Linked DNA regions of Mus musculus: regions 2, 3, 4 and 5 are each linked to region 1. Evidence: chromatin loops called from intact Hi-C (ENCODE). Cell type or tissue: gastrocnemius. All regions are shown on one strand. Each heading gives the region's core, and the rest is flanking DNA. Links, peaks and the distances in the headings are about the cores only. Region 1 overlaps Wwox (WW domain-containing oxidoreductase). Region 2 overlaps Wwox (WW domain-containing oxidoreductase). Region 3 overlaps Wwox (WW domain-containing oxidoreductase). Region 4 overlaps Wwox (WW domain-containing oxidoreductase). Region 5 overlaps Wwox (WW domain-containing oxidoreductase).

What was found. Hi-C counts contacts between places; a loop is a spot of excess contacts. Peaks named below come from ENCODE experiments on the same cell type or tissue, not always from the same donor. Only the 100,000 strongest peaks of a DNase experiment are listed, where the experiment ranks them.
Region 2: it touches region 1 in a loop (2.9-fold over the local background); 7 of 42 quality-filtered maps call a loop at or near these places.
Region 3: it touches region 1 in a loop (2.2-fold over the local background); 9 of 42 quality-filtered maps call a loop at or near these places.
Region 4: a loop joins it to region 1, with 2.8 times the contacts of the local background. A loop is called at or near these places in 12 of 42 quality-filtered maps.
Region 5: a loop joins it to region 1, with 5 times the contacts of the local background. A loop is called at or near these places in 17 of 42 quality-filtered maps.

What each region holds. Positions count from the first base shown.
Region 1 is chr8:114,537,681-114,543,859 of GRCm38, reverse strand. The region is part of intron 5 of Wwox (WW domain-containing oxidoreductase); the gene reads right to left. Among named protein-coding and RNA genes, the nearest start is that of Gm16116, 56 kb to the left of the region's middle. In gastrocnemius, for the core only: a CTCF peak has its summit at 2,534 (motif pointing left); a DNase peak (open chromatin) is centred at 2,485.
Region 2 is chr8:114,449,625-114,455,803 of GRCm38, reverse strand. All of the region lies in intron 4 of Wwox (WW domain-containing oxidoreductase), which reads right to left. Among named protein-coding and RNA genes, the nearest start is that of Wwox, 13 kb to the right of the region's middle. In gastrocnemius, for the core only: a CTCF peak has its summit at 2,902 (motif pointing left); a DNase peak (open chromatin) is centred at 2,867; H3K4me3 peaks cover 350 bases; H3K27ac peaks cover 546 bases.
Region 3 is chr8:114,712,279-114,718,457 of GRCm38, reverse strand. All of the region lies in intron 8 of Wwox (WW domain-containing oxidoreductase), which reads right to left. Among named protein-coding and RNA genes, the nearest start is that of Gm16118, 7.3 kb to the right of the region's middle. In gastrocnemius, for the core only: a CTCF peak has its summit at 2,582 (motif pointing right); a DNase peak (open chromatin) is centred at 2,592; H3K27ac peaks cover 1,410 bases.
Region 4 is chr8:114,768,950-114,775,128 of GRCm38, reverse strand. All of the region lies in intron 8 of Wwox (WW domain-containing oxidoreductase), which reads right to left. Among named protein-coding and RNA genes, the nearest start is that of Gm16118, 64 kb to the right of the region's middle. In gastrocnemius, for the core only: a CTCF peak has its summit at 3,561 (motif pointing left); DNase peaks (open chromatin) are centred at 845, 1,437 and 3,546; H3K4me3 peaks cover 1,321 bases; H3K27ac peaks cover 1,611 bases.
Region 5 is chr8:114,967,777-114,973,955 of GRCm38, reverse strand. All of the region lies in intron 8 of Wwox (WW domain-containing oxidoreductase), which reads right to left. Among named protein-coding and RNA genes, the nearest start is that of Gm39257, 9.6 kb to the right of the region's middle. In gastrocnemius, for the core only: CTCF peaks have their summits at 2,372 (motif pointing right) and 4,918 (motif pointing left); a DNase peak (open chromatin) is centred at 2,376; H3K4me3 peaks cover 676 bases; H3K27ac peaks cover 2,242 bases.

The sequences.
Region 1 (6,179 bases), core at 611-5,610:
GCCCCTGTACGTGGATTTGAGATCAAGCTTCCAGTCCAATGGCTCCCAACTTTCCCAGCGTTGCAGCCCCTTTAATACAGCTCCTCATGCTGTGGTGACCCCCAACCCTAAAATTATTTTGTTGCTACTTTGTAACTAATTTTTGCTATGTTTGTGGATCACAGTGTAACTAGCTGATATGGGGGTCATGACCCACAGGTTTGAGATGTGCTGCTCTAGCCAAAGAAAGCAAGGTCCTTTCTTGAACGCCTTTGAAAATGACTCACTTTAGAAACGGTCACTCTACAGGGGACAGTACTCTCCCTGGAAAGCTTTAACTTGAATCAACATGGTGAGTAGCCCAGTGAATGATGAGATAAATATATTCACCAGTGTAACAGAAATGCAATATCGGCTTCCCTTTTCTTCAATTCCCATGTTTAAAATTTCAAATGGTTTTCCAAGGCCGGCTGCCAGGAATGTGGTCCACTCAAAGCTGGTGCCAGTATGAACACTACAACCCTGTTCCCTTCCGGCACACACCACGGCGACATTGAGCCTACAGAACCAGGCCTTTCTGAGGTTCACTGGGACATTCTAAACGTGATTTTAGACCTTCCAAGTACGTGTCTCACTCTGGTTCCAACATTTCCCATGAATCTCTATATTGGATAGAATGGGCCACACTGAACTAGAAAGAACAAATCAAGAGAGGGGCTGAGACGCTGCTCTTAGGGGGGGGAAGAAAAAATGGAGCAGCCAGGACCAAAAAAGGGAAGGGAAAGGGTTAGATTGTTTGACGGTTGGTTGGTTGGTTGGTTGGTTGATTGGTTGGTTGGTTGGTTGGTTGGTTGGTTGGTTTCAGGAAGCAAGGCCTCCCTCACTATGTTCAGCCCAGACTGGCATCAGACTCAATCCTCCTGCTTCTAACTCTCCCATGCACTGGGATTACAACACAGGCCAGTGGCCCTAAAGTGAAGCTGTGTAGGATTCCATGGGGTCTGCAGGCTTGTGGCTTACATGTATGTGTGCCCTGCAGGCTCGTGGCTCACGTGAGCTAAGGACACTAAAACTGCAGAATTAACTAAGCCAAAACGCAGGATTTAGGTTCAGACTCTGAAACCAAAAGACGCTGCAAATAGAAACACTTGGCCTATGCTCTGGAAAGCCAACAATTAGGTTATAGAGAAATACCAAGTTTCTGACCAATTAGAGATGATTTAAATTATAAGCTATAAAGAACAATGTAGACGTAGGGCCTCCGTTTGAGTAAGAAAAAAGACATAATTTTGAAAATATTTCATTTTATTCTGTGCATGTGAGTGTGCTGCCCATGAACGTGCAGGTGCATGCTGGAAGTCGCATCCCATCTCCTAGAACTGATGTGAGTCACCATGCAGGTGCTGGGAACTGAACTCGGGTCCTGTGTAACAGCAGCAAGTGTTCTTAACCACGGAACCATCTCTCCAGCCCCTTAATTCTTAACTCCAGCTTAAAACGAGCGATTTGGTCAATGATAAGGAGCTTGGGAATCCGCCCGCCCCCGAGTCTTCTTCCTTGAAACAGATTTATGAAAACTTTCTAAGTATCGACAGTATGATAGTTAACTTCACTCTTGCCATGGAAAATCGATGTTTATCCCTATTGGTCTATTAAATCTAACCAAATTAAGAAGACGTGGATCAGGTGTGGGAAATAGCTACAGGGCTATAAAACTGGGGCATGCAGGTACTCCAGGGACAGACAGCAAACATCTCAATGCAAACCAGTCCTGGCATAAATGAGGATAACAGTGGCCCAATGACAAGAATAAGGGCAGGCAATGCTTGCTACATTTGACTGTCTTCTGCGTTGCCATTTATTTTGAGACAGAGTCTCAAAGTATGACCCAAGCTGGCCTCTGACTTCCAATCCTCCTACTGTAGCCCCCCAAGTCCTAGGACTGTGGGTGTGTGTCCCCATTCCCAGCTTAGATTTGAGTTTATCCATGAGTATCACGAAAGGTTCAAACACTTCAGAGTTGATGCAGAGCTACTAAGCAATAAAAGCCACCACAGCTCCAGGCTCACACAACTTTTCCCATATGTCTAGAATGGAGAAGAGACTTATATCACACCTCAATGATACATCTGTTAATGGATGATTACCTTGTTGTGTTAATGGGCTGGCCCTCCCAAAAAAAATCAAGTTTAAAAATGCTAAAATGTCTACTTTTTAGATAACCTGAAATTGTGACTTATCTAAAAGAATAAAATACGAACTTTCACTCAGAGACACAATCTATCCTGATGTCTTCTCTGGGTCACCTGCTACCTCACCTAATAAAAGTAGCATCTGGGCTGATTGGATACTTTGGTCTCTGAGATGAACTTCTTCTGTCCCATGCCCTGTCTTCTTTCATAAAGGCTCCAAGAGATGGCATCCCAGCGTCCCTGACAGTGTCCTCCTGTTGCTTTGATAGGATTTCTCTGTGGCCAGAGCCAGGTGGCCTTTGATGACTGTCTCTTTGCCAGAGAGATGACCTACTGGCCACGCTGGTATGGTGTCCTAGCGACATCTTGTGGTGAAATAAAATATAGAGATGCCTAAGGTTCCACCCATTTGACTGTGCCAGGGTTTGTGTCAACCCAGGTGACTCCTCATTTGCCCTTGCTTTTGTTCAAAAGTACAAAAAGAGCACACATTTGGGTCCAGTGGGTAAACAAAGTTAACCACAGATTAAAGCCAATGACTCCACAGAGGAAAGCCACGACCTTGACTTCCACAACGGACACATTCAAAGTGAGCCAACAGTTCTAGGTTCCCCTGGCCACAACCATCCCAGTGACTGATGGGTGAAAAAGGTGGTAGACAGAATCGAGGCACAGACATACACATTGGCAGCAACACACGTGCCTCGGATCCCCAGGTAATACTGAGCTCGAATGACAGAATCCCAGCAAGTGCCGTGAAAGATTGTTAACATTCAACTAGGAATTCTGTCATCTTGAAGCGTCCAACTCACGAAAGCTAAATGTTGGGTGTGGGAGATGAAAACTGGTCAAGACTGAGCCTCCAACGGACTAAACAATTACTTAGCACTGTTAATTGGTCATTCGGCAGTGACTGCAAACAGATCAAAAGTAAGAGCAGGGAGGATGATGACAGGAAGGGACCTCAAACTAATAGAGGTGAATAGAAGAAGACATCTGACTAATATTACGTGTTCGCTGTTGGTCAGCGAGGTGGTAAAGGCACTGGTCACAGAAGCCCTGAGAACTGAGTTCAATCCTCAGAGTCCACAGCGGAAGGAGAAAAAGAACTACTAAGTTGTCCTGTGACCTACATAAACACACACACACACACACACACACACACACACAACACAACACACACACACACACGCAGACACGCAGACATGCACACACACATACACATGCACACATGCATAGAGACATAAGCACAGACACATCAAAATAACAATAATAACAATAATGATAATGACAATAATAATAATAATATCATTGCATCCAAAGTCATTTCTCTTTAAGCCTTCAGAAGGCAAATGTGCGTAGGCTGCAGGTCTGTCGCGTGTAAGGGACCCACCATCTGGGAGCAGCTCTCAACAGAGCACGCCTGCTGGTCAGTACAAACACCTCCCTTTTCCTTTGACACACTGCCACAACCTTTTGGTCCGTGTGCCCATTTGCAGAGACCACAGCGCAGCCAGGCGTGGCCTTCCTCCCCTACTCAGGTGTGACAATGAATGAGACTGGGTGCACACATCTGTTACCTGCTGTTGTCCACCAGAGTGGCGTAACAGCGAAACCTCAGCTACACGACAGCAAGTCACAAGATCCTGGTGCGGAGTACACTCCTTCTTCCTTTTAGCAGCTCCTAGGCAGAGCAAGGAGCTTTCATTAAGGTTAGTGCAGCTGATTCTGCTGCGTTGCCGAGAGTGGTCGGATTTTCCGACAGAAGGCCTATTATGTCAGAGATGGAGACTCAACGTTGTAGCCACCCTTCTCCTAGGTCACGGGAGGCAGCATGGTTTGCATGGTGCAAACTGAGTTATAATTTAAAGTCCAGCCTGGAGTGCAGAATTTGGACATCGTACCTCAGAAGGTTCACCTCTGAAGGCTCAGGAACCCACTCGTCCCATGGGTGAAGGAGACCTGAAGACAGCTTGCGAAGAGATCACCGCCAAATGGTCTGCATGGTCTTCCATTGCACAAGAACCCAAAATGCTGAGTTTTCTTTTGCTTTGCTCTATGTTGTGGGGGTTCTTTTTTTTTTTTTTCTTTTTTTCTTTCTATTACTGTGTATCTGTTCTTTCCATGCAGAACTAGCAGGGACTGTGATGGCAGGGGCACAGTCATTTGCTTTTTTGAAGACATGGGTGGAGAAAGGGGACAATATGTTACTATTTGACACAGGCTACGGAAGTTAATCAAATTATGAGACCCAGAGCATGGGATGTAATTCAAAGTGATGGACAGACAGGAAGAAACCCGTTAATCTGAACGACTAAGAGGGTTAATAATCACAACAAATGCACAGGCGAGACTGTTCCAGAAGAAGTGACTGAGGTTATGAACAAGGGGAGGAAGTGGGGGTGAAGGCGAACTGAAAGTGGGGGAGGGCTAACCAAAGGCAGCGGGGGAGAGGGTGAACTGAAAGGGAGTTGGATGGGGGAGGGCTAACCGAAGGCAGGGGTGGGGAGGATGGAGGTTGGGCTAACCAAATGGGGAGGCCATTCCAAGAAGAAGCGACCAAGGTTAGGAACAAGGGGAAAGGGGCGGAGAGAGGACTAACTGTAGGGAAGGGGGCCAACCAAAGTAAGTGCGCTGGATGTCACAAAGAAAGCGTTCTCAAACAAACAACTAGCGGAGAGTGCAGCTATTGAGGCTGGTCACTGGATTTGAACATAAAATGATAAAGAAAAATGTCCGTGAAAAGTATTTGCGATACATTCTATGAGGTTACTATCTTAATACCCAAATATGCAAATATACTAATATGTTAGTACCCAAATATGCAAAAGTTCTTATTGTTCATAAATGTAAACTAACCCAGGACAGGAAAAAAAAAGCAACCTACAGAAGAAAAATGTGTCAATGAATCCACAAAGAGAGTTCAGCTTCACCAAGAGCGAGGGAGGCACACGGGAAGAGTCCGACCAACCTTTCCCTTAACAGCTTTAATTGGGAAATGTGACTGGTTCCTCGGGAAGACACAAGGAAGCTGCCCGGCAGCCTTGATTCAAGAGGGCGGTGAGTGAGCAGGTCTCCTCAGGACCTCCAGAGGATCTTACCCTGGAGTGAGCAGGCCTACAAATCGTGCCTGCTGTGAGCTTTTGCTGCACAGCTCCCTTCACACGAGAGGGAAAGCATGTGTCCAGCCTGCACCTCCAACAACTGGGGGTCGTTAAATCATGACAGTGATGCCTCCATTCAGATGCTGGGCAGCTACTGAGCATCTTCCTGTGTGGGATGAGTGGAATAGAGAGCAGAGTCCAAAACGGGTCCGTTTTCTTTCTTCGGGGGCATGTCAGTTATTTGTTTTTAAAGAACCTTATGGACAAACATATCTCTAGCATCGGTAATAGATAGTTGAAATGATCACCTCAAAATGACCAGTTCTTAAGGAAGAAGGGAGATTGTGCAGGGGATCTTCTGGTCCCTGCCCTTCCGCTGATACAGGACATCAGCTTCACCCATTTAGACACAGTGTAGAAGAGAAGCAGCCTCCATCCTGGGCTGTACGGAGGAGACAACAGCGTTATGTCTGAGGACTTGCTCTGCCCGTGTAAGTTACGGTGTCGTTGCACTGCTGGGTTGGAGTTTGCAGTCACACTAGCCAATGAAATCCATTTCTCGTCTCCACTGGCAGATGTGTCCTCACAGCTGGTCACAGGCACCACACTCCCACCACCAGGTCTCCGCACTGAATTCTAACTTCCTGTCTCTTCCTCCTGGTCTCCGGACTCCTGTGTGGACACCAGGGTGCTCTGGCTACTTTCCATGTCTCCAGTCCCTTCACTTGGTGGCTTGCTAGCTTCCTTTATCCTCCTAGGCTGTGTTACACTGCTCATCTATGCTTTGGGTTTCGAAGCGCCAGGGACACAGTCTACATGCGCACGGGCTCTCTTAGCTTTGGCATCACTGTCTTTTGGAGCAGGCAGATCTCCGTGCCCTGAAATCTCCTGTTTACTCCAGAAA
Region 2 (6,179 bases), core at 542-5,541, 88 kb after region 1:
TTAAATTATACTGCATGGAACGAGCAATCAATCAGCAATCAATATGTATCTGATAGCCATGCATACAAAATGAAAAGGCAATTCATAAAAGAATAAGTACAAATGGCCCGGCGTGAAGAACGGCTACATCTTGGGTATAATCGGAGGCATAAGGATTTAATTGACAGTTTTTTTTTCTTTTTCTTTATGCCCCTTCCCAAGATTGGCAGGGACACGGAGCAACAACTGGCAATCAGATTGGTACAACAATTTAGGGGTGCAGTGTCACAGATCAAGATATTAAGATTAGTGGGTAAATCCGTCGATTCAGCAATTCTCCTTGCACAAAATAAGGCTGCAGAATGTCACAGATGGGTACAAACATCTAATTGCAAAATGTCTGCCTCCATTCCGTGGCTATTAAAAAGCTGGAAGCTACCCAAATGTGCCACACTGGGGAGATAGCTGGAGCCATATAATGGAATAGTATGCAACCATTTAAGAGGTGGAATATTTAATGGTAAGGAAAGATACATTTCACAGCCCAGTAGAAGAAAAGAGGAAAGCCACTGCCTCGGATCACAGATGCTGAACACTGGCATATGCTTCCAACTGTAAGGATTTTGAATTGTTTTTTTTGTTTGTTTGTTTGTTTGTTTGTTTTCTGGTTTTTTTATCTCTATTTTCTACATTCCCCATAGACAATACATTTAATAAAATAAATTTAAAGTCACTTAAATGAGAGGACACAGAACACTAACTCCATGTAACACTTGGCTCCTGTCCCTCCCGACTCCATGAGCACCCCTCTCGCATGCTAACCTACGATGAAGAACCCCAAGCAAGCATCCGTGCCTTCACCCTTGATCCACCTGGGGCTTGGAAACTGCATCTGCCACAGCCTACCCTACAGCTCCACCCTCGGTCCCTAGACCATCGGGGTCAGTTCCATTCTAGACCTGGGTGCAGAGTGAGTGAGCTTGACGGGGTATGTGCCATTACTTCTGAGGTAAGGAAAGGGGTGGGCATAGCACATTGAGCCCCGGGCAGGAACTCACACATATTCTGTACCTGTCCAAGGACCTAGGCACACTTAGGGTACTGACCTCACCTCTCTGTTCTCCTACTCTGGCACCATTTTGATACAGCTGCAAGCACTGAGATGAGGATTTTAAAAGACAGCAGAGCCCTTCTATTTAAAATGCCTGTCTGTATGATATAATAACAATGCATAAACACTAATCTGGTATCATTGAGTGTAAAGATAAGAATGAGAGATGTGGTTTGAAGTTTCTTTATAACCACATGTGAATGCTGGCTAACTTTGTTTCTGTGAGATCGGTTCAAACAAAGAGCCTAGCTCTGCTCACCTTGCTAATCAACCTCTACACAGTGAAGGTGAAGCCCCAACTCAGTCTCCAGCCTCCACACAGTGAAGCTGAGGCCCCAGGCAGCCTCCAGCCTCCCCTCCCTCTCGCCTTTCTCCCCCACCTCCCATCGACATCTCTCATGCACACACAGCATCTAGATCTCCTTAGAATCTAGGAAGGAATCTTCCCCTTGACTCTAATGGCAGCTGGCTGAATACAGTATATAACAATATCCAAAGAGAAAGAGAAGTTAGACAGCCGGATAAACAAACACTGAGAGAGACAGAGCGGGCAGCGTGGCTCATGCCTTGCACATCATGCCTTACTCGTTCTGTACCCCAGAGTTCAGTTTGGCAAATCACTGTGGGGACTTCATTTGCTAAATCAAGGGAAATGATGACCTTCTTGGTAACCTATGGGTGTCTTACATTAAGAGACCCTTGAAAGAGGCCTCCGCGGCCCAAGTGCAATTTTGGAAAAAGTTGAGAATTCACACGGGGGTAAATGTGCATGGCTGAAAAGGCACAAGACAGGACAAGACTGCTTCACACCACCCAAGGGACAGCCAGGGGTCCCAGCTGCCAGCGCCGCCTTTATTATCAAGTCTGCAATAATTCCCAAAAGCCACCTAGTTTTAACAATTTATTTCTTAAATAATGAACACATCAGCGCTTGAGCGCACTGAACATCTTCACTCTGGTGCAACAGCTCTGCTCTGGAACAGGTTCACACCCGTGGCATTTTTAGGCTCACCCATGTTCAAAAGAAAGGGAGAAGTCACTGAGAAGGAACATAATACACGCAAGAGTATCTAACAGAGTTTTATCCTGTCTCCACTTAAAATCTGAAAATAGTTTATAAAGCCAAGCCTAAGGTCCTTTCTTCTGGGCCACAAACGACCTGCTCAAACTTTAATGGTAATACCCACCCCCCCAACTGTGCAGAGGACTGGTTGCCTGTTTCACAGTCTGGCTGTTATGACTTCTTATTTAAGGAACAGATACCAAATCCAAAAGGACACATTTGCTTCTAGTAACAGAATGCATAGCTCATAAACAATCTAATTAAAATACATTATATCACACTAGATAAGGCTGCTGGGCAAAAATAAATAAATAAATAAGGTCACTGAGGCATTCTAAATGAACCTTAAACACGGGCATTAATATTTAAATATTACAATCCCCACTTAGAAAAAGAAATCAGATAATTGATAGGCCAGCACACTCAAAACCGATAATGCCAAGAAACACTGTCCTTGTGTAATTTGGCGGAACAAGCTGCTCCCTGAACACAATGGACCTTTTTGTTAAATGGGCCTCTTCGTCTTTGGCATTTTATACAAACAAAACAAAAACGCAAAGCCAAGAAAGAGAAAGATGACACCGGTCCTAGTCTTCAGCCAGGGCTCTATCACTGAGCCGGACATGCCCTAGAAGATATGTTGGGGAAGGAAAGGGCACTGTTAACAAAAGGAAAAGCCAGGCTAGGCAGCCAGAGAAGAAAACTCCGAGTGCAACTATCTCGAAGGGCAACAGTGCCCTCTAGTGGGGAAACAGTATAAACTAGATAAACATGGCTGCTTTTAGGTTAATTACAGGAAACAGCAATGCTTGTGTTAGGACTCGTACTGTGCCATTCCATTACATAAAGGCAGGGAAGAATAGAATCACTTTAATTGGATTTTATGCGGGAACATTTCCAAGTTTGCATGTGACACACCACCACACCTTAATAAGAGAGAAATCAGATTTGTAAACATTTTCTTTAAATTAGGGGTTTGAGCCACTTTGTCATTGAAGCATAGCAACAGGAACTTCATTTACTAAGCTGACACTATAAAAAAGTGAAAACCAAACCCAAGTGCAAATACAGAATTAACTGGGGCCTCAGAGGACAGACCCCTCTGGAACTGTTCAGAGAGGCACCTGTGGACACGTATACATGAATGTAATCTGTTGGGGGCCTGTGACTCATACACACACACTCTATACCTACTCTGCTCCTACCCAGGGTTAGCCGACTGCACGGCAGCAATCACGATGGCATTTCTAATGGCACCCGGTCTGGGTATTAAGGGTACCACGTACTACGATATCTAAGAACGTTCACATGTGAAGTGGCTGTTTGACTCATAAAATAATCATTTTTAATTTTTGTGTAATGCCAGTCAAGGACTTTTCTCAATACTGTCATAAAAATCTCAAGTGTCCAGCCAGGTGTGGAGAAAGCTGAGGCAGGAGAACTTCCCTGAATTGAATCTACTCTAGGCTATGTAATGAGACTCTGTCTCAAAGAAAACAACTTCCAATAGTTTCTCCGAAGGAAATAATTTCAGATCACTTTAGCTTAAGAGAACCGTTGTTGCAGATATAGTTAATTAACTCCCTAGGGGTCTCTTGGATGATTTAGGGGCTTCCCCTCTGCTTAATGAGCACAGAGTTCCCAAAAGGAAGATAACCCAAGGCCCCATCAGCTCATCAATGGGAAAAGAATGTAATGGGGAATTCCAGGACCCCAAACACAAGGACGCGGGCTTTACTCAAAAAAGGGGGTTACGGGGTTAAGTTCAGGCAGCCCCCAGCCTGGCTCAGGATCCTCTACAGCTCCTTAGGAAAGGTCAGGGCTGCTACACGGTCTGGAAGGAAAGCAGCCCAGAAAGGAAAGGGTTTACTCTAGGCAGGAACCCATCACAGTAACAATGGACAAGTGAAAGTGTGGCACTAACTCCATGCTGGAGCATCACCACAGGGTCTAGGGACAGACCCTCTAAGCCTACACATGAAGACACTGTACGGAAAGGATCCCGCAGGGCTCCCAGCATGAAAAGCTCATGCCTCTGCTCTGCTTTAAAGAGAACCAAGTGAGGGATGACTGACACCTTCCGTGTGAACCTCTTTCATCTCTGGGAGTGTGAACCTGGTGTGCGTGTGTGTGTGTGTGTGTGTGTGTGTGTGTGTGTGTGTGTGTGTGTGTGTGTGTGTGTGTGTGTGAACCTCTACAATAAGGCCTGGGGTGGTGATTACAATACTCTAAGAGGAGAGCTAGTTTTGTTTTTGTTGCTCCTCTGGCTGTTTCAGGGGGAGACCATGTATGACGCTGCCCGACATTATAAAGGTCCAGAAGGGAAAAGACAGATCAGAAAGAACTTAAAATCAAATCTGAGCCACTCCAAGCTTCAGACTGAAAGAAGAGAGTTCTGTCCTTAGCACCAGACACCAGATTGTCTCATGTGCTCATAGCTGCTATCGGGTTTCCAACACAGTTTGCCAAAAGCCTGACTGTTCCTCCAGAAATACAATGACAATATACCGGTCTCGATGAAGCATCAGTTGTATGGAACTCAAATGCCCCTCTGACATAAAGATGGGCAGCTGCTGTCCCACTCAAGGGACATGTGCCTGCCTGTGTCAGAGAGTGCTGCCTGACCAGCAAGCCAGCCTGAAGGTTCAAGGCAAGCAGCTTCCACACAGCTCTGTGCACACAGCCAAATCTACTCTCGAACAGATGTAGCTTAGGAAATCCATGGGCCCCAGGGAAGTGGGAGACTCCCTAGTCTAAACGCTAGACTTTCCCTTTCCTGAGACTCCCGGGGACTTAGATGCAGTCATCTCCGTGTTGAAGCCGTTTCCTTCTTTTTTTACAGAATCAGAGCCAGCCCGTGTGTAACTCCAAAGAGCCACAACCTCCTGCCCCTCCTGCCCCTCCTGCCCCTGCTGCCCCTGCTGCCCCTCCTGCCCCTGCTGCCCCTCCTGCCCGGCTGTGCTGCACACAGGGCAGTGAGCTGCTCCATTGTCTACTGGTTAGCAGGCTCCGGCTCTTGATCTGCTAGCAGCGGCTCTGGATGAAAGGATGGCTCCCCTGGAGCCTGAGATGCTGTTCTCCACTGAGGTCCACAAGCTACAGCTTTCAATCTAAAAGTCTTCAGGTTCAGAAAGCTGGTTAAACAAAGGTCAAGAGGAGAAGAGTGTTAGTTCCTGAGGAGACAACATTCTAGTCTTGTAGCTCACTAAGACCACGGGTAGGGGCAGGCAAATACTGATGGGGCAACCCTTCCAGCTATTCATGATGTGCTCGGTGCACTCTTCCTGTAGCCTGGGTATCCCGTTATCCCAGCCTCAGCTAAATGGGCTGATCCGAGACGCTGAGGCAACCCTGCCTTGGGTTCAGCTGGATCACCCAGAGTAAATGCTGAGTGCAGGCCCCACAGTAAAGACTTTGAGAGCCACATGATCCCTACTGTAATTACTCGACTTCTGGTGATACCCTAAATGTGCATGGCTGTGTTCCAATAAAAAACACCTACAAAATCAAGGAGGTCAGATTATACCCGGGGGCTGTAGTTGATCCACATCCAATCCAGAAGGCTGAATTCAGTTGACAGAGGTAAAGCCAGCTCACAACTGTAGAGAGAAGGGCTGGGAACTGAGTGTGGCGGGACAGACCCATAATCCTGTCGTGAGAGGCATAAAGATCAGGAGTTGGAAGCCAGCCTGGGCTACATTGCTAACGCAAGGCAAGGACACACAGCAAGACACTGTGTCTAAAACCAATGTTTTTCACGCCCTCGTTGTACTTCTGCATTGCCTCTGAAACCTCCTACATTCCAGGACCATCCTGCCCTTCCTTCCTGCTTGGAACTGAGAATTTACTCAACTGCCTTAGTACTATCGAGTATAAACATTCAAAAGTTAGTTCTGCATTGCTTACGGACAGCGTGAGAGCGTCATCCACACAACAGTCTGCTCAGAGCTCACATCAAAGGGGGAGGCCCTGTGAGAACCCAGTGGGTCAGTCAGGGAGCACACACCTCCCTCCATATCTCCCACC
Region 3 (6,179 bases), core at 594-5,593, 170 kb before region 1:
AGACAGTCTAAGCCACTGGATGGCTGATTCTTCTATTTTACAAAAAGTCACTTCTGTGTTTTGTTAGCCTCCCATCATCCATCCGCCAGGAACAGGGACGATCGACTTAATTTCGGAGAGTGGGAGCAGGGAAAGATGACTCACAGAGCAGCTCAGAGTCAGAATCCTCTTCTTATGGAGAAAGAGCTAAGGGGTGGAGAATGATACGGCCCCACTTTGCTTTCAGAATGTGTTCAGGACGCAGTGATCACCACTCCTGCAGCCACTTCGGAAGCATGAAGTGAAAGCCGAGACAGCCTTGAAAGGCACTTCCCACTTGAGGGACCAAGCATACCTCTGGATGCCTCAGGGTTACAGAATCTACGAAAAAAATTAAAGAAGACCCCCTAGATCTTATTCCAACCATCTTTCCATGTGAATTAGGAGCTCACAGCTCATAGTCACCGCACGGATACAGACATTTGACCCAAGGCAGGTTGAATTATTACAAAACGACTGAAGAGAAGCAGGGGAACGAAACTTTAAAACAACTGCCTAAAGATTCCAAGTTCTTGGCTCTTGTGAAACCCGCCACATGCCCGGGCCTTGGGACTAAGCAAACGCCACACACTTTAAAGCTCTGGGCAGAATGGAAAGCTGACTAATGAGCCCTAAGCTAATAATGATCACCTTCAGGTAAGAAGGCTGCAGGGAGGTAGCCCTCTGTAAGAGGAGAGCTGAGCCTCTGGAGAAGCCGTGGTGAGAAAGCTCATGTGTGGCCCGGCCGCAGAGGTCCCCAAAGTCTACTTTCCTGCCATACCTCGGCTTGGGGGAACACAGAAATCAGCGAATTCCACCCATGCTTGGAAGGCTCAAAATACTGTGATCAACAAGGAATATGGGTTTCCATGTTGCAGGGTGTGTTTTCTTTTCTCAACTGAAAAGAAAGAAAGAAAGAAAGAAAGAAAGAAAGAAAGAAAGAAAGAAAGAAAAAAAGAAAGAAAGAAAGAAAGAAAGAAAGAAAGAAAGAGAGAGAGAGAGAGAGAGAGAGGGAGGGAGGGAGGGAGGGAGGGAGGGAGGGAGGGAGAGAGAGAGAGAGAGAGAGAGAGAGAGAGAGAGAGAGAGAGAGAGAAACTGGAAAGTCCCTGTTAGTCCTGTCTCTCCTTGTATGGGGCACGCCAATATACCAATAAGGATTCAGACATGAGGTGGGTCCTTGAATGCACCTTCAGAGTAGCCAGCTACAGGCCTTTGAGGGATGTATTTTGTTAAAAATAGTAATTTAAAGAACAAATCAACATTTATTAGGCCCTTCATTATGCTTTAAAGTTGTACGACTATAAATCACCAGGCCGCGGGTTATCCAAGGGCAGAGTTACCCAGCTTGGCACTGCGTAAGGTTAGGAGAACGCTATGTTGTGCTTTCTCTGCTTGTAATTTATAGCTCTGCAACGGGACCTAGCATTGCAGGCCCATCCATTAGCCGGGTAGCCACACATCTGTTAGGGCTCCTTACAATGGCAGCCTTTTCATGGCTACAGGAAGAGAAACCCAATCCTTTCAGAAGATCTACAAACTCAAGCCATTTTAAAAAAAAAAAGTGAACTGATATGAAAACACAGTTCCCTAAAACATCTGCTAAGCTCTTGTTACCCCAACACATGATATTCTTTCCGACAGTTACCTGCCAACACAAATATTTGGTTGCTCCAAACACCCTTCAAGGCACGTGACTGTGCTCAACTTGAAATTTACACTCGGAGCCATAGAGGGCTGGCTTGGCCCTGAGACCTCTGGCAAGGAGGTTGTTTACCAGCGTTCAAAACTAATGTGGAAAAAAAAAGAGGGGAGTGGGTCAAGAAGGTGCTGTCAAATGCTTTAAAGAGGAAACATAACGACACAATCAGACACACATGGCAGGGGCGCTACGGTGTGTTTGACTAAGGAAATGGAGCTGGAAGGAGTTGGCGAAGGCTCTGGAGGCGAGGATGGCATTTTCTTGAACAGGCTAGGTAGGCTTTTCCTGGCACAGATGCAATTCATTCTGACCCTGCAGAAGTGTTGTGAGGGAAAAATAAAACAGGCAGATAGATACCTGAGGTGTCTCGAGGTCAGGTGCAAGTTGCCAAGGTGCCCCTCAGCTGAGAGCTTCGAAGCTCTCAAACGAGACAGCACACACCAATAGCCATAACCACCCTGGTAAATCTCTTACGCCGTTAGGTAACAGCACAGGTCAGGTTTATACTGATATGATGTCATTTGCACACCTTGCCGTATCATGTATGCTAACATCTGGCACACACATTACTATACATAAAACGCAGTTTAGAGGCAGAGGTGTCAACACAAAACTCCTTGGTGATGTGACTTCATCATGCGAACACTCTCAGCAAACTTTGGTTTCCTTTAAGACATTTTAGGGACTGCTACTGGTAAAAAAAAAAAATCTTGGTTTAAACAACATTTAAAACAGCGTATTTCCATTTTGCTCATTCTTTTTATGTTATCATAAATTCGAGGCGGGAGGAATAATCACCTCTCCCAGAACTCCTAGGACACTTGTCCTGTGGCCCTCTGGAGGAAGAGGGCGGCAGAGACATGACCTTGCCGGTAGGGGGCACTGTGCTAAGAATTAGTCCCCGTGAGTTTCTCATTAGTGATTATTATACTGCAGGATGCCCAAATGCAAAAATTAATTAATTTCAAAGTGATAATGCATTTACAGCAACAATTAGAAACGTATAACTGTAAAAGGGCAACATTTAAAAGACATATTACATTTAATAAAGTTGCACGAGAGCATCCAATTGTAAAATTACTGATCTGCAACAATAGTCCTTAAAGAGCCACTTAAAATAGCCCGACTCCATGAAGGGTGACCTAATTACGGTAACTAAAATCACCATAGTCACAGCGAGTCACAGCAAATAAAGAAGGGACGTTGATATTAAAACACTGCTGTTTAATGCTTACAGGGGCTGGCTGCAGGGAGGAGGGGGGCTGGGCTTCCTGAGCGCCAGGCAGGGTGGTATTTCTTCTTTCCTGGGCCTTGTACAATGGAGAGTATACCCAAGCTATGCCCATGCCACAGGGAAGAATGCTTTTAGCAAGGTGAGATGGGGAAGGAACTCTGAAGGACAAATGGAGTCCTAGCCTAGAGAAGTATATGGGCGTCTTCTCTTCTCCTTTCTCCTGGGCTCCCTCTGCTCTCCTCCCTCATCATGAGCTCCCTCCTCCTGGAACTCCATATTCCTTCCTCCAAAACTCCCTCCTCCCTCCTCTTGAGCTCCATCCTCCCGTCTGAAGAACCCAACAATATGGAACTCAATGGCAAAGTACCACCGGCCATTTAGACAGGTCACTGATATCAAAGAGGACCTAAACAAGACTCTGTGCCCCACGATGTTGTTAATCTCTACACCTAGGGTTGGAATCCTGGCACTCAGAATGCTCGCCAGGCCTACATAGTGAGACCCTGGCTCAAAAACAACCACATACAAACAAAGAAAAACAGTCAACAGCCGTAGCTAATGTGTGCTGATGAGATATCAAGTCCTGCTTCCTAGTTAATCAGGAATAGGAGAATGGAAACTCGCAGTCACTAGGGTTGCCTCGAGACCAGATAGATAGGTCTGAGGCCACCGCCTCAGGTTCTCCTACGCCATTTTCCTGTCTTGCCAGGAATCTTACTCCTGGAGTGATCAAGGTAGAGACAGAGACATCAACCTCCTCCTATACCCACCAGCAGATTCCCTATTTATCATACTAAAATCACTATAGTCACAGCAAATAGAATTATTTCACTTATTATCAATTTTAGCCCATGTCCCCTGTTATATCTGTCATCTACATTGAGGCACGAGAACTTTCTACACTCAGGTACTGCTCACAGAATCGAAAGAAACTAAGGACAAGGGAAAAAAAAGGTGCTATACACAGCACCCTGTACATGACATGTATGACTACTGAAACTGAAACTGAACAGAATTCAGAATTTCCCCAGCTGTACAACATATATCAAGGTCTCAATTACTATATGTGGACAATGGCCAGATGGTGACCACTAGACAAATCCTCTGTTCTGGAGTCCGTTATTTGAGGTATAACGTGGCAGGATAGGATGCTTGAGACAAATTCCCTACCTTGTCTTGATGGCCACAGGAAACACTGGAACTTGATTAGGAGAAATGCTAAGGAGAGCCAGTTGTTCTACTGTGCCAGGCAGCCGATGGCTGTCCTTGCCACCACCAGAAGGATAGCTGGACTTATATGCCTAAAGACCCAATTTTGATCATTTAAAAAAACAGCACCAGTAACTGCCAAGGATCTATAAGTTCAAAGGAAAATACTTTTATTATTTATCTCATGTGTGTATTTGTGGAACATTCATATGTATGTATGTATGTATGTATGTATGTGTGTGGTGGTGTGCACACCAATGGGTTCATGTATATAAATCCGCTGCAGGATATTTGACCACATCATAAAACCCAAGATTGTGCTGTTTACTAGAAAACGCTATTTCTAGTGGTGGTGTGGCTCAGCCTGAGTACACACCTTTAATCCCTCTAGCTGGAATACAGACAAGCCTTTAGTGGACACCTTTAATCTTAAACAATGAAAGCAAAGTTAGTTAAAGTACCATGCCTGAAAGCGATGTCTAGTTGAGTGGCAGACAAAGTGACAAATCAGAAAAAGATTTGACAGAACAGACTATGGCCAACTCTCACAAGAAAAGAGAGGAAAGGGAAAGCTACTTTGGGGGCAGTGCAAAGAAAGAAAGAAGACAGGAGGCAGTTTTACCAGACAGTTGTACAGAGTCAGATTGCAGAGAGAGAACAAGCTAGACACAGGTGAAGACAGAACGAGCCAGAGGATGAGAAGGAGCCAGAAGATTAGAGCAGAATGACACGGTCAATATGAGGCCAAGCAGAGCACTTCAGTAGGACACCAAGAGAATCCAGATTGAATCAGCCTACAGGGAAAGGAATTTGAGCCAGAGCTCAGAAAGAACAAGTCAGAGGTCAGCGGATTCAGCAGCAAGTCTCAGAGGCTGAAAACATTCTAGGCCTAGATAGGATTGTACAGAGGTTAGAAGCTTCCAGGACGAGGTATAGGTTAGCAGACAGAGGCAGTAAGACTCAGAGATGACAATTACTTCAGGCAAATAAAAGTTATTTTTACATATGTCTGAGGTAGATGTTGGGTTCTTCTTTTAACACCCTCTACTGTATCTATGAGCTATCTATCTATCTATCTATCTATCTATCTATCTATCTATCTATCTATCTATCTACCTATCAGCAGACTTCTCACTGCACCTGGAACTTCAGGCCCTGAGAGATCCAATCATGGAACCCTAACATTGAGGTTGCAAACACATAAAGCTACTCCCAGCTTTCATCTGTCTTCTGGGGGTCTGAATCTAGTTCTTAATTCTTGTTCAGAACACGCTTATCCCACTAAGCCATTTCCCTGGCCCCGAGCTCAGAAGGGCGACTGACCGAGGATGCTGTGCAACATGCACTTCTATATTCAAGTAACACTGGGCTAATGGATTCACAGAAAAGCTTTCACACACCATTGATAAAACAACCGACAAATATGTAAAACCTTCATATTCAGCTTTGTGAATACTTCAGTTCTAACCGCAGCGGTGAGATTCCTCCAAGAGATTTGTCTTCAGGGATATGAAGGATAAACCACACTCTAGCCACAAAGCCTTCTCCAGGAAGGAGCTATACCCAGACCTCCATTATAAGAAGCATCTAGAACATCCGATACAAAAACCTCACTGAACCAAGAAGAAAAGTGCCTACTAACACTCCCGAATCCACATTTGCAACTAACACACAGCACACGTAGCAAGTTCTATTTTGCAGTAGTTTGTGAATCAAAGCAGAAATCACATTGAGAGAAAACAAACCATTATTGTGTCCCTCACCCCAAACCTCCAAGGTTTTCAGGTGTTCTCCACCTAACACTGACAACCAGCATCTATTATCCAAGCCAAGACTATGGTAGAGCAACAGACACAATCTAAACGTGACGGAAGTATTGAAGAGCTTTTGCTAATGAATGAACAGGCTAGATGCTGTGTACTCAATCCCAGGCCCACCACAGCCGGTGACAATGACATCACAACTAGACATGTGGGTCTGGGTTTCCAGGCCCTTCTGTGACGGCGACTGAAGGCATCT
Region 4 (6,179 bases), core at 507-5,506, 230 kb before region 1:
TACCCCTTTGATTCAGTATGCGCCATTTCAGCTCAGTTGGCTGCCAGGGACCCTAGGATCTGTCTCTATCTCTACCTAGGTTTCCTCAGCTGGAGCCAAGTGCTCAGCCTTCTTAAGTGGGTTCTGGAGATCTGACCTCAGGTTCTCATGCTTATTCAGCAAACAATTTACCTGCTGAGCCACCTCCCCAATCCTTTCAAAATTAATTTATATTCAGATATTATTACCGTTACTTGTTCCTTTAAACAGAGCAGCACACAGAGAAATCGCTAGTGTTCTCTTCTATCAGAACACGGGCTGGTCCAGCCTACACATTTGCTCATGGTTGGGTGGACAGGTAGCAAGCAATGCTATCTGGGCTGACCTCTTCATCTGAGATCACCTTGTCTTCGTTAGAAGAATCTTGCTTCTCCTGTGTGTTCCACAGTGGTACAGAACAGACAGGGCCCGAGTCTTACTGTAGAACAGGCCTCTGGTAAGTTATAATTAATCAGCTTCAACCTTCTAACAGGAGCCAGCTGGTGAACGTGACATTGCTGGAACTGGACAGGTGTGGCAGTGAGACACACGGTCCCTTGCCGGTCACAGGGTATTCCAGTAGGTGGGTAGGACTGGGGAGATTCTGAGCGCCCACCTCTGAGGACTGGACAGAGTAAAATAAAAAAAGAGTGAAAGATTCCCTTTCATTTTTTTCTTCTTCTCTTTCTCAGGTTAATATGAAATTTTAGGAGCACAGGAGCGAGACTTCCGGCTCGACAGAGCGGCTAAGTCACCGAGCCGACTTTTCTCTGAAGCAAAAGCGATGTACAATGTTGATGTGTGCCAAGAACTCACTTGGGCATGGGGCCAAGAGAATGCGGCCTGTCAGTCGTCCGTGGGGGAACGAGAGAGCAGGGAGTCCAAGCACATTTGGAGAGATGCCTTACAGTTCTGAGGCAGCCTTTTCACGTCCACAGAAGCCCTGCCCCCCCCCCCCCCACCCAAACTCGAAACCTCTTGTTTCTGGCTCTGGGAGGCAGCTGTTGGCGAAGACATACCTCTTTGGCAAACCAACGTCATCCTCAAGCAGACCCTGTGGTGTGAGGGGTCTGGAAGGGGCCAGGCCAAGGTGGTAAACCTTCCTACCAGATCATCTCTTGTCTCTTGCATTCAGCCAAGGCAATGTGCTCTGCAGAGCCAACCCTTGCCTGTCTCAGAATCATGACTTGCTTGTGACTAAGTAGAGGCTGAATCGGCACCCTGATCCCCCACACCCCCCCACACCCCCCAGAGCCCTGGAGTCCCCTCCACACCCCCCCCCCAGCCCTGGAGTCCCCTCCACCCGCTCTTTACAAAATCAGTTCATCTGGGTAATTTTTAAAGCGCAGCACGTGGGCCAGCTGGAATTGTTTGCCTCTTCCTGGCCAAATGTTTGGGGCGCCTTCCAGCCTTCAGTCTACATGCTGTGTGTGTGTGCTAGCAAGATCTGGAAGGCACGTCCAGGACTGGGAAGGAGGGTGTTGCTGACCGCAGGACCCGCCAACTTCCCTAGGCAGGAATGAGAAAGAAGCCTGCTCTTTTTAGGCAAGCCACTGTCAGGCAACACTGTCAGGCAGTGATTCTCTGGGCTTGGATATTAATGCTCACATTCACTGGCTTCTGAGCTAAACCCCCCATCCCAGATCCTTAAAAAGAGAAGATGATTTTCCAGGGAAAGGAGTGTGTGTGTGTGTGTGTGTGTGTGTGTGTGTGTGTGTGTGTGTGTGTGTATGTGTGTGTGTGTGTGTGTGTGTGAGCTTATTTATGCTGCTCTTATCCAGAACAGGGCTGATAGGAAAGTCACTGGACAAGGGTCTGCCTGGCAGGATGCTGCCTGCCTTCCTTCTAGAAAGCAGGCTACTTAGATAAGGTGCAGTAGTGGCAGAAGTCGCCTTGAACACTTGGCAAGTGTGTTCATTTAGAAGGAAATAATACAAAGAGAAGGGCAGAATATTCTGTCTGCCTCCTCCCTCCAGCCACGGGGAAGGTAGATAATTAGACTTCATTTACAATCCAGAGCTTTCAAAAATAAGACCTGTGTTGGTTATTTATTTATTTATTTTTAAAGATCTTTTAACTTTGAAGTTCTGGAGATTGGGGCGGGAAGCTGCCTTGTGTGAAATGTGCCTGGCCTATTGTACTTGGGGGAGTCGGAAAAAAAAAAAAAAAAAAAAAAAAAAAACGGGGACAATAATAGCCCTTCACGGAGGAGACGGGATTGTGTTCAACACACCATTTATCTCCTTTTGGACACAAAAGCATATGTGCAAATATGTCCATTTATACATTCTTCTTCTGGGGGCCTGTGACTCTTCCAAGTCATTATTCATATTAATTAATGTGTGTTTGGTTTATAAACTGCTGGGCTTAAGAACTCAAGTTGAAATGTTCTAGGAAAGTCAATACCCCAGCACTGCCTGTGACAGGGTAGGGGTGAGGGGTGGGGGTGGAGCTAATGGGCTGGATCCAGCCTTCCAATAGGGTGACAGGAGCTTTACACATCTGGGACAAGGCAAAAGGCCCTGTGAAGGGCCTTATATTTGCTGTCTGGAGACCGGCATCCATTCTTCCACCCTCCTGGATCCACAGAGAGCTTCTCAGGATAAACTGGGTCATAGTTCATAAATTCTGAGTGTCCAAGGAAGGGGGGAAAATGATAGTATTACTGAAACACAGTCCACACAATTCTGTTTTCTGGAATGGCCCAGCTCTCTGGGCCTGTTAAAGGCAGTTCATCAGCAAAGCACTTTGCATTAGAGCCAGGAAAGGGAGCTGGGTAAAGAGGCATGAAAAAAAAAATACCAGAAGATGTTTGTGAATACTTTCCAAAAATTCCAGGAAGACATATGCGTTTCAAGACATGGATCTCGCTAATAAACATTAGGTCATAAAATAATTCAGTGTACATGTGTGGGTTTTAGAGAACACTCTCTGAAAGAATTTTTCTGGAAAAAAATAAAAGCAACCTTGCTGTTCACTGTTTTAAAACTCCCTCCCCCCCCCCCCAAAGAGCTATTTCCAAATACAACCTAGAGATACATTTTATTTCAGTTTCCCACAGATGTGTCTCTCCACACCTGCTATTCTGGTTATTTATTAACCATGTCTAGTTTTGTAGTTTCTAGCTTTTACATCTTTAAAGTCATTAAAACTCAACAAGAGAATTAATCACAAAAGAAATCTATCAAATACCGGTGCCAAGCACTTTTTTCCCCTCCCTGACTGACATCTTTAAAATGTATTTTAAGGTTATTTATTTCATCACACCCAGGGAATAAAAAAATAATAACTTGCAAGCCTCCAAGTTCAGAGAAAGCATAAAAATGTGATTTACTATTTATTATACAGTTAGGCACATGCACATTATACATTGCATGTTAATCTCCAGCGAGCTAAGTTTAACAAACTTGACAACACTACCGCTTGCTAGTGCGGAGAAAGAGTTGACATCTGTTTGCGTCCAGATAGGATTCCTTCTGTGTATTTTCTGGTAAACGGATAGAAGACCGGCTGTTTAAATGGGCAGCCGAACCACAGTGCCCCCTGGTGGAGAAACAGTAAATGCGTGCACTTCTCACAAGATTTTAGAGACACCTAATTGTTACAGTGTGAAAAAAAGTTTCAAAGAAAGAAAAAAAAAAGCAGATAGGAAGAGTTCAGTCCATGCGTGTTTTAATAGATGGAGAGTAAAGAGTTGCATTAAATTCTTCAAAATCACCTTGATCAGACATGGTGTTTGACAACGAAGAATTAAACATGCATGTACCCAGAAGAGTTGGTATTTGGAGTCGAATTGAGAGTCGCATTTGCAGTCAAACAGAGAGTCGCAGAGTATATGTATTTTAAAACTAAATTTATCCCAGTGGATCATCGGGCAGATACACACAGGTGGACTTACTTTCTGAATGCACTATGAAAACGCAAGAGAGCAGATCCCAGATTTTACCAGGGACCAAAGGACTCCATCTTCCCATCATGCCCTTAGCAAGCGCCTCCGATAAGCAGCTTACAGGGAATTTCCTCGGGTCAGACATAAATAGACAGTCTCAGGTTCCCTTAATCCGGGCGCACATCGCTTGCAAGTTAGGCCTCATAAATCTCAAACCCAGTCGAAGCGCACGAAACGAAATGTTCTTAGAAGGCGCAGATACATTAAATGAGAGCTTCGGCACCATGGACTCATTAATCACGCAAACAATACTGACGGCCTCGCGCTGATCTTAAAGGAGCCCCTCCTTTTCTCTGGAAACACCCTCCCTTCACCTCTGGCCACCTTGGGAAGGAGAGAAGAAGTCGGGAATGGATGAGCGCCCCTCGCTCCTTCATTGACGGAGAAGCAACATCGGTAATGGTTCAAGGTCGCTCGCACCTCAGTTGTGGAGTGAAAAGAGCCACAGTTTCCAGCGTTGCTAATCACGTTTTGCTTCCGATGTAAAGTATTTCAAGATATCTGTCAGATGGAGATGATACTGACAAGGTGAAAGTTCACGGGGGCGGAGGTAAACATGCTCACCAGGTGATGAACGGACAAACAGGACATGGATGCATCCCTACCATCGAATAGCATTCAAAAATAAAATAAAACAAAACAAAATAAAATAAAATAAAATAAAATGGTATTAGTAGAAGCTGTTAACAAGAAAAATTTGAAATCAGGATACCAAGTGAATGAAAACACACAGAACACCATGGACACTATAACTCCATTTTTCCGAGGTGCCCACAGCAGGCAAGTCCTTACAGACAGGAAGGAAATTAACCACTGCCTAGGGCCGTGTGTGTGTGTGTGTGTGTGTGTGTGTGTGTGTGTGTGGTGTGATTGAGGTGTCTAAGGATGCAGGATGATTTTTAGAGCTAATTAGATGTTCTGAGGTTGTAGATGTACTAAAGCAACTGGATCACACACACCTTACATGGATGGCTTACATGGCAAAAGTGTTCTGTATCCATTCAGCTGGTAAGATAAAGGAGGCCATGGAAGGCTAGGGGCGGATGGCTCTGCAAAGTTCCAGGGCAAGTCACATTTCCCTGATTAAAGGAGGAGAACAAAAAAAAAATGAACTAACCAAATCACAAGAGTAAACAAATAAACACCAAGACGAAGCGGGGTGCAGTGCTGGTCTCTGGAGACCTGGGTTCAGCAGGGCCCTGGATTTACTTTTCCAAAGGGTTCTCACTCAGCTTTCCTTCTTTCAGATCGGCAGCTAGTGATGAAAATTCTGATTAAAGCGGGTTTCACCCTGACTGCTTTCCTCTCCTGCTCCCCAGCTCCCTGGAGATCCGGATGCAATTATCCTGGAGCATCGCTGCTCTATAAGAAGTCCCCAGGTGACTCTGATGTCCAGCTGAACCTGAGGACCACTGTTGGGGGGGGGGGGGTTGTGAGCCAGCCTAACACCTAGAATACGGTCAGAAGGCAAAGCTGGCTGAGATCAGCAGCCGGCTTCCTAGTTCTCAGAGAATATCTCCTCCTCATCCCTTTAGGTTACGCTGAAGGTATGGCCGAGTTTTCACTGGTTGTCTGTGGGCCACTGTGGAAGGCAGGATGTCGTCAGTGAAATTTACCAAAACCTGCAATGAAATTTACCAAAACCCCCATAGTGTTTCCACTGACAGAGATATCAGAACCAAGTGCCTGCCTTCTTACCACACACAGGTATCATTCCAAAAACACCTTTGATTTTGTTTTCAACTGTGTGTGTGTGTGTGTGTGTGTGTGTGTGTGTGTGTGTGTATACACGCACACACATACACATCCTTGTATATGTTCAAGGAAGTCATTCTTGTTCAGACCTAGAGTTTTATGTGAATTAAATGGGGTCTTCAACCAGTGCCATGTAGGAATCTCCTTTTCCTACTCCACATTACTGCTGCTGAGTAGCTGAGGATATTGTGTCCCCACCTTCACCCCAGCCAGGCCTCGAGTTCCCAGGGCTGGGTTTCAATCCAAGCTAACCATGTGCCCCACCCAGGAGTGGTACCTGCATTGCTTTACTGTGCCGAGAAAACCAAAACCCAAAACAACAACAACAACAACAAAAACAACAAAAAACCCCACAATGTCTTTTACTTTCTTTCCTTTCCCCCTCCTTCCTTTTGGAACATCTATGAGGCCAGAAAATATCGACCCCTCACAGGGCCCAGCACAACGCTGTTGTAAC
Region 5 (6,179 bases), core at 333-5,332, 430 kb before region 1:
AAAGCGATGACATGGGCCAAGGGTTGCCTTTTGTGTAAACACCACACCCACATGTAGAGACACACATCCATAAGTCTCTCAAGGATCTGGCTAGAAAACTGCCACAAGATTATGATGATGTGGACTCCAAGAGCTGGCAGTTCCCAATCTCTACTGAATTAAGTCTCCTGCCTTTCATCTGAATGAGTCAGAAGAGCTTTGTCCAAGGAACCAAACATCACCAAGTGAGATAGTTGTCCAAAGAGTGGTGGTGGTAGTGTGTGCACTCTTTCTCTCTCCCTCTCCCTCGTCCCCTCTCTCTCGGTGTATGTGTGTGTGTGTGTGTGTGTGTGTGTAGCGATATATTTATAAGCAACCTGAACATTTAGCAAAGACCTCTCTTCATCCCTGTACTCGTGCAATTCTGTTTTCAAATTCCTTTAAAAACCCAGAAGGAAAAAAAAAAGTGTGTTAAATTCAAATTGCCGCTCTCCTGTAGAATTATGTGAAGAAGTATGCCAACAAAGGTTGAGGCCAGTAATTACGTGGCAGCCGAGCTCTTGTTCTTGATTCTCATGCAAAGCACTGCCTGATCCCAATTAGCACGGGCTTGTTTTTGCCTCTCTTGGTGTGCTGCCTCCTGCCCACCTTCCGGGGACTCCTCCCTGTGGGTTATTTGTTCAGACGCAGTTCCAGACACACCACTGTGATTTCCTTCTTAATAAACACGATCCAGTGAGGAACGGAAGACAATGAGAGGCACCTGCGCTGCTATTATAACTTCTCGTTCCCGCCCACCAGCAGAGTGGGGCTATGAATAAGTGAGAGCAGCCAGTCTAAGAATAGTAACAGCACTTTCCCATAAACACACAGTCATAAAACTTCTGCTCACACCAAGGAAGGACAGGCGTACCAGGCCGACACCATTGTTGGAAACTTGGTAGGAATGTCACTCTGAGGGCCAAATGTTTGCTGTCCATGACCCAGCCAGTGACTGAGGACAGTCCCCATTCCATGCTACAAAACAAAACAAACAACAACAACAACAACAACAAAACAGCCGAGCATTCCTGAAATTGTGGCAAGTCCTAGATAATGTCAGACGGGGGAGAGTCAGAGCAATGGTAGAGAAAAAGATAAACAAACAAACAAACAAAACCATAGGCTGTGGTGTCAGAAAACACAAATTTAGGTTTGTCTTAGTGTAAGAAATATGTATTAAAGTGGGGCAGTGGGGAGATGTCTTGGTCAATACATCTCCAGTGTCTGCTTTGCAAGTATGGGAACCTCAAGGTGGACTTGCAGAACCCACAAAAAGACCTGGGTGCAGCAGCATGCTCCTGTGATTCCAGCATGGCAGAGGCAGAGAATGGAGGGTCAGGGGACAGGGAGGGTATGCTGCTGTTCAGCCTGTCTGCATGGATACTGTGAGAGATGCTAGCTATGGCCACAGTGATTTAGCCCGACTGCATGGATACTGTGAGAGATGCTAGCTATGGCCACAGTTATAGTTACTAGGTTTTTACAGAGATGTTATCCACAAGGCGGGAGCCTAGAGATGAGGACCACACTGGCCAGGTGATGGAGAGGAGAGCAGATCTAGGGAGAACACACATGCACACTGTTAGTCTCATGGGGGAAATTGAGTCCTGTCTCTGTTTCGCTGTTTCTTGAGGGCCTTGCGGGGTGGGAACATACATTCAACAAATCATTTGCCGTTGGCATCATTAGAAGGGTCCTTCTGAGTGTCTTTACATGCGTGCCTACCATCGTTATTTCTAAGACGGTTTGTCACCCGGAGCAGAACAGGAACCGCTTTGGCCTTGCTGGCTCTGAGGTCTTTTATTAAGTTGGATCGCTGCCTAGCTTTCTAGTGTGGTGTCTCTGTTTCTGTCCGTGTTACTGCCCCTCTCGCCAATCCACTCTTTGGGGGACCCATTCTTTGGGGGAAAAGGAGCAAATTTTAGAAGCTTCTCTAGAAGGAAGGCTTCCCACATCAGCATGCTAACTCTCAGGCGTCCTCTAAGCCCCCACTCACATCCACTAGGTTGCGGCTGCCTCCTCTTCAAGCGTGCCGTGTAGGCTCTGGCCGGAGGGCCTTTGCACTCGATGGCTGCTTCTTCTGGGTGAATGCTCTGCCAGTGACATTACTCCCTTCAGGCCTGCATTCAAATGCTGCCTTTCCTGAGAGCCCTGTCTTGAATACTCCCGGTCAAAAATGACACACCTGAGCCTTCTCATTTTCTTCACTCAGCTTATTTCCCCCACGGTATTTATTGAACATCTGTCCCAGCTGTCAACAGATGACCTGTCTTTGTCGTACCCAGCTGCCTTGGCCCTGCTTAGGACCAAGAACTGGTTCCCCTGTGCCGGCTGGCACCACGACAAACTTAGCCAGTAGAGGGCACTAGAGGGACACTGGAGGCCTCAGGCTCTGGTGTGAGGTTCTCTGGAGGCATCTCCCTGTGGGCAACTCAATCCTGTCCCCTAAACAGGAAACGTCCTAGCGTACTCCTCCTCCTGGGAGACTCCAAGTGACTTTCATGGATGGGCATCTCCAGTGTTATCCTGACCTGGGACTAGAGAGCGGCTTCCCAGAGAGTCTGACCTTCATGGAGTCACCAGCCACCCAGTGGCTTTTCTCCAGCCTTACCCCTAGAGACCCTTGCAGGATGTCCTTCTAGCTTGGGCACACTGTCTCAGCACTCCCAGTGGCAGACTCCTGGACTTGGAAAGAGTTCTCTGCCCCTTGATAATTCACACCCTACTGTAGGTAGTAATGTTTAACTTGGAACTTTTTTTCTGTCAAAAGAAGTGTGACGTTCCAGGCCCCCATCTGGTTCCTGGCTGACATGGTAAATGATCTATTGGGAACGAATACATAAACATAGAAGAGGACTTCAGTTGAGGAGGATTGTATCTGTTAATTACCCATTTCATATAACAGTCTCACAGAATGCAAAACCTTGTTTCGTTTACTTACTATGCCACCAAAGGCTAGGATGCACACTCACTGTTATGAGCACTGAACAGTTGTTTGGAGGTTGGAAGGAAGTAGCAAAGTAAGAAAGAGAAGCAGGGGTAGGGGAAGGGAAACAGAAAAAGAGCAGAGCATGGATGGATGGATGGATAGATGGATGGATAGATGGATGGAAGGATGGATGGATGGATGGATGGATGGATGGATGGATAGATGGATGGATAGATGGATGGAAGGATGGATGGATGGATGGATGGATGGATGGATGGATAGATGGATGGATGGGTGGATGGATGGATGGATGGATGGATGGATGGATGAAAGGATGGATGGATGGATGGATGGATGGAAGGACAGAGCATTTGGGTGAATGAACAGATGAATGAGCAACTGAAGGAATTGATGGATAGATTGGTGGGCAGACTGTAGGATGGATGACTGGGTAGATGGATGGATAGATGGACAGGTGAACCAATGGATGAGTTGCTGGCTTTCTGGATGGATGAATGGATGGATGGATGGATGGATGGATGGGTAGGTGGGTAGATGGACGGGTGGATGGGTAGTTGGGTGGATGGATGGGTGGATGGGTAGGTGGGTATGGGTAGGTAGATGGATGGATGGATGGATGGATGGATGGATGGATGGGTGGCCTTCCCCTAAACTCTCAGTTGTCAGTAGATGGTCTGAAAGAACACCTGGTATGGTTCAGATGATTTCCATTTAAACTTTCCATCCTACTACCAACTGATTAGAATATCAAAACACCTCGCCATCAAATGCCAGAGCCCGAGGACCACGCCTAGTCTTGTGACCCTCTTAGAGGAGCATAATCAAGCCGAATCGAGCAGAGGCTGGAAGAGGAGAGCATCGTCATGCCAACGCCAGACCTTTGCGGGGCTTGTTTCAATTCTGATGGTCAACATGAGTGAGTGGAAACCTGCCCTGCCTGCTCTTTGGTATAGCAGCCATCTTTTGTTAGCATGCAGGGGTAGTGAGTCCTGGCCTCCTCTCTCTTTGACTAGACAGTCCTGTCTATGTTGCCACCTAATCTCTGGTGAGAATATTCATTTTCTCGCTCCACAGAGAGATGGACTCGTAGGCTCCGAACTGAGCGTTTCATTGCACCATAAAACATACTGGCTAATTAAAATTCTTCACAATTAGAGCAACAAACTACATTCTAAGCGACTGAGCCCATTTTGTCACCTCTGGAAACTATAGGGAAAACCTGTGTGGAGATTAGTAAGCTCTGAAGGGCTTATTTAGTTATTTTTGGCCCTCAGATCTCCTTTGGCTGGCTTGGGGTTTCATTCTCCTTCGCCTTCCTTTTTTTTTTTTTTTTTTTTTTTTTCCTACTGAGGCCCTGTTCTTTTAGACTCATGCTGTTGTCTGTTTATAAAAATAAACCAAAAAGAAAGCTAGAAAATCCCAAAGCCACAGATTACAATTACCTAGTAAAACACATAATAAGAATATAATACAGCTAATGAAAGAGCATCAGGGTGTGTAATACCAGCCTCCCAGATGTAAATAACGACTGTCTGTTTCAATTACTGTTTTCTTTTTACCTCAAATTCTAAAGAGCAGCGGAGGAAATTAGTGCCCTTGAAACTCGAGTTGCTGGAACGTAGCCACAAGCCAAGGGAAAGTGGGGAAGAGACAAGGCATCGGAGTGTTAGACCTGGATGGTGCTTTCTTCAAAGAAGATGAAGACATGAGGGAACAACAACAAAAATCACATGAAAAGATGCTTGACACCATTAATGGTTAGGGAAATAGAAAACAAAGTCACAGTAAGATGTCACTGTTTTAAACTAAGAAGGCAGGGGCTGGAGAGATGGCTCAGCAGTGAAGAGTTCAGACTGCTCCTACAGAAGACCCAAATTTGGTTCCCAGCACTCATAGCTGCTACTTGCTTTAGGGGGAGTCCGGCGCCCTCTGGCGCCCTCTACTGGATTCTGACAGCACCTGCACTCATATGTGCACATAACCACACACACAGACACATACCCATAATTAAGAACAAATCTTTTTAAATAAAACTAAAACCTAAGGGCAAATAAAAAAAGAAAGAAAGAAAGAAAGAAAGGAAAAGGGAAGACAACTGCTATTGGCTAATGGTTACGATAAAGTTGACTCTCACAGGCTGCCAGCGTGAATGTAAGAGCACAGTCTTGACAAGTGTTAAAAGGTTGAATGTGGAGCCATTCTAAGGCCCAGCCATTTCGCTCCTAGATAAATTTTCAAAGGGACTGAGGGCGATATTTAAACAGATAGTTGTATAAAGGAGTTCCTAAGAGCTCTGCCCACCCTAGCCCAAAGTGTCCAAGCATCTTCAATAAACTAAACTGGCTTTTGTATAATGGAATATTACCGTTAAAAAAATATGAAGGAACTTGAGCCTGTCTCCCACAAGGCTATGGGTATATCAGGGATAATGGGGAGGAAAGACTGTAACAATCAGAAGTCATGGAGGACTGCTGCTAAATACTGTCTCCTAGAAATGACAGGGTCGTCGCATCCACAAACTCTCAGCAGCTATGGCTGCCAACATAAGACTTGCACAGGATCAAGCTAGCCAACATTCTAACAGGGGGAGGGAAGAGACTCACAAGTGGGGGGTAGAAGGGAGATATGATCTAAACATACTGTACTCATGTATGAAACTACCAAAAGACAAAGCAATGTTAGAAAGGGAATCTTGCCATGTGTTACAACAGGGACAGATCTGGAAGGCATGTGCTGAGTGAAGCAAGCCAGCCTAGAGCGTACTGTCAGACTCCAATTGTATGAGAGTCCTAGAAGGGGAAGCTTCACTGAAGAACAAAGTGGAGCATGGGTTATCATGGGGACCAAGAAGGATGTTACTCATATTTAATACATACACAGTTTGTGCTGGAGAAAATGGAAGGATACTAGCTATGCAATAGACACCCTCCCTCATCTACAGAGGAACATTCCAAGAAACGCAATGGGTGCCCGGAACTGCAGAGAGCACGGCCCTGTGTAATCACCATCACACCATGGTCATTCAAGGTGTCTAAGCAGGACAGCGTGAGATTTTTATCATTTTACAGAAGGAAGTGTGCTTTCAGAACTTATAAACTGCTTAGTTCCAGAATTTTCTACATAGTAGTTTCAGGGCATGGTATACTGTTAAGTACCTGAAAACATAGAAAGCAGACGAAAATGAGGACGGGTTCCTAAGGACCATGGG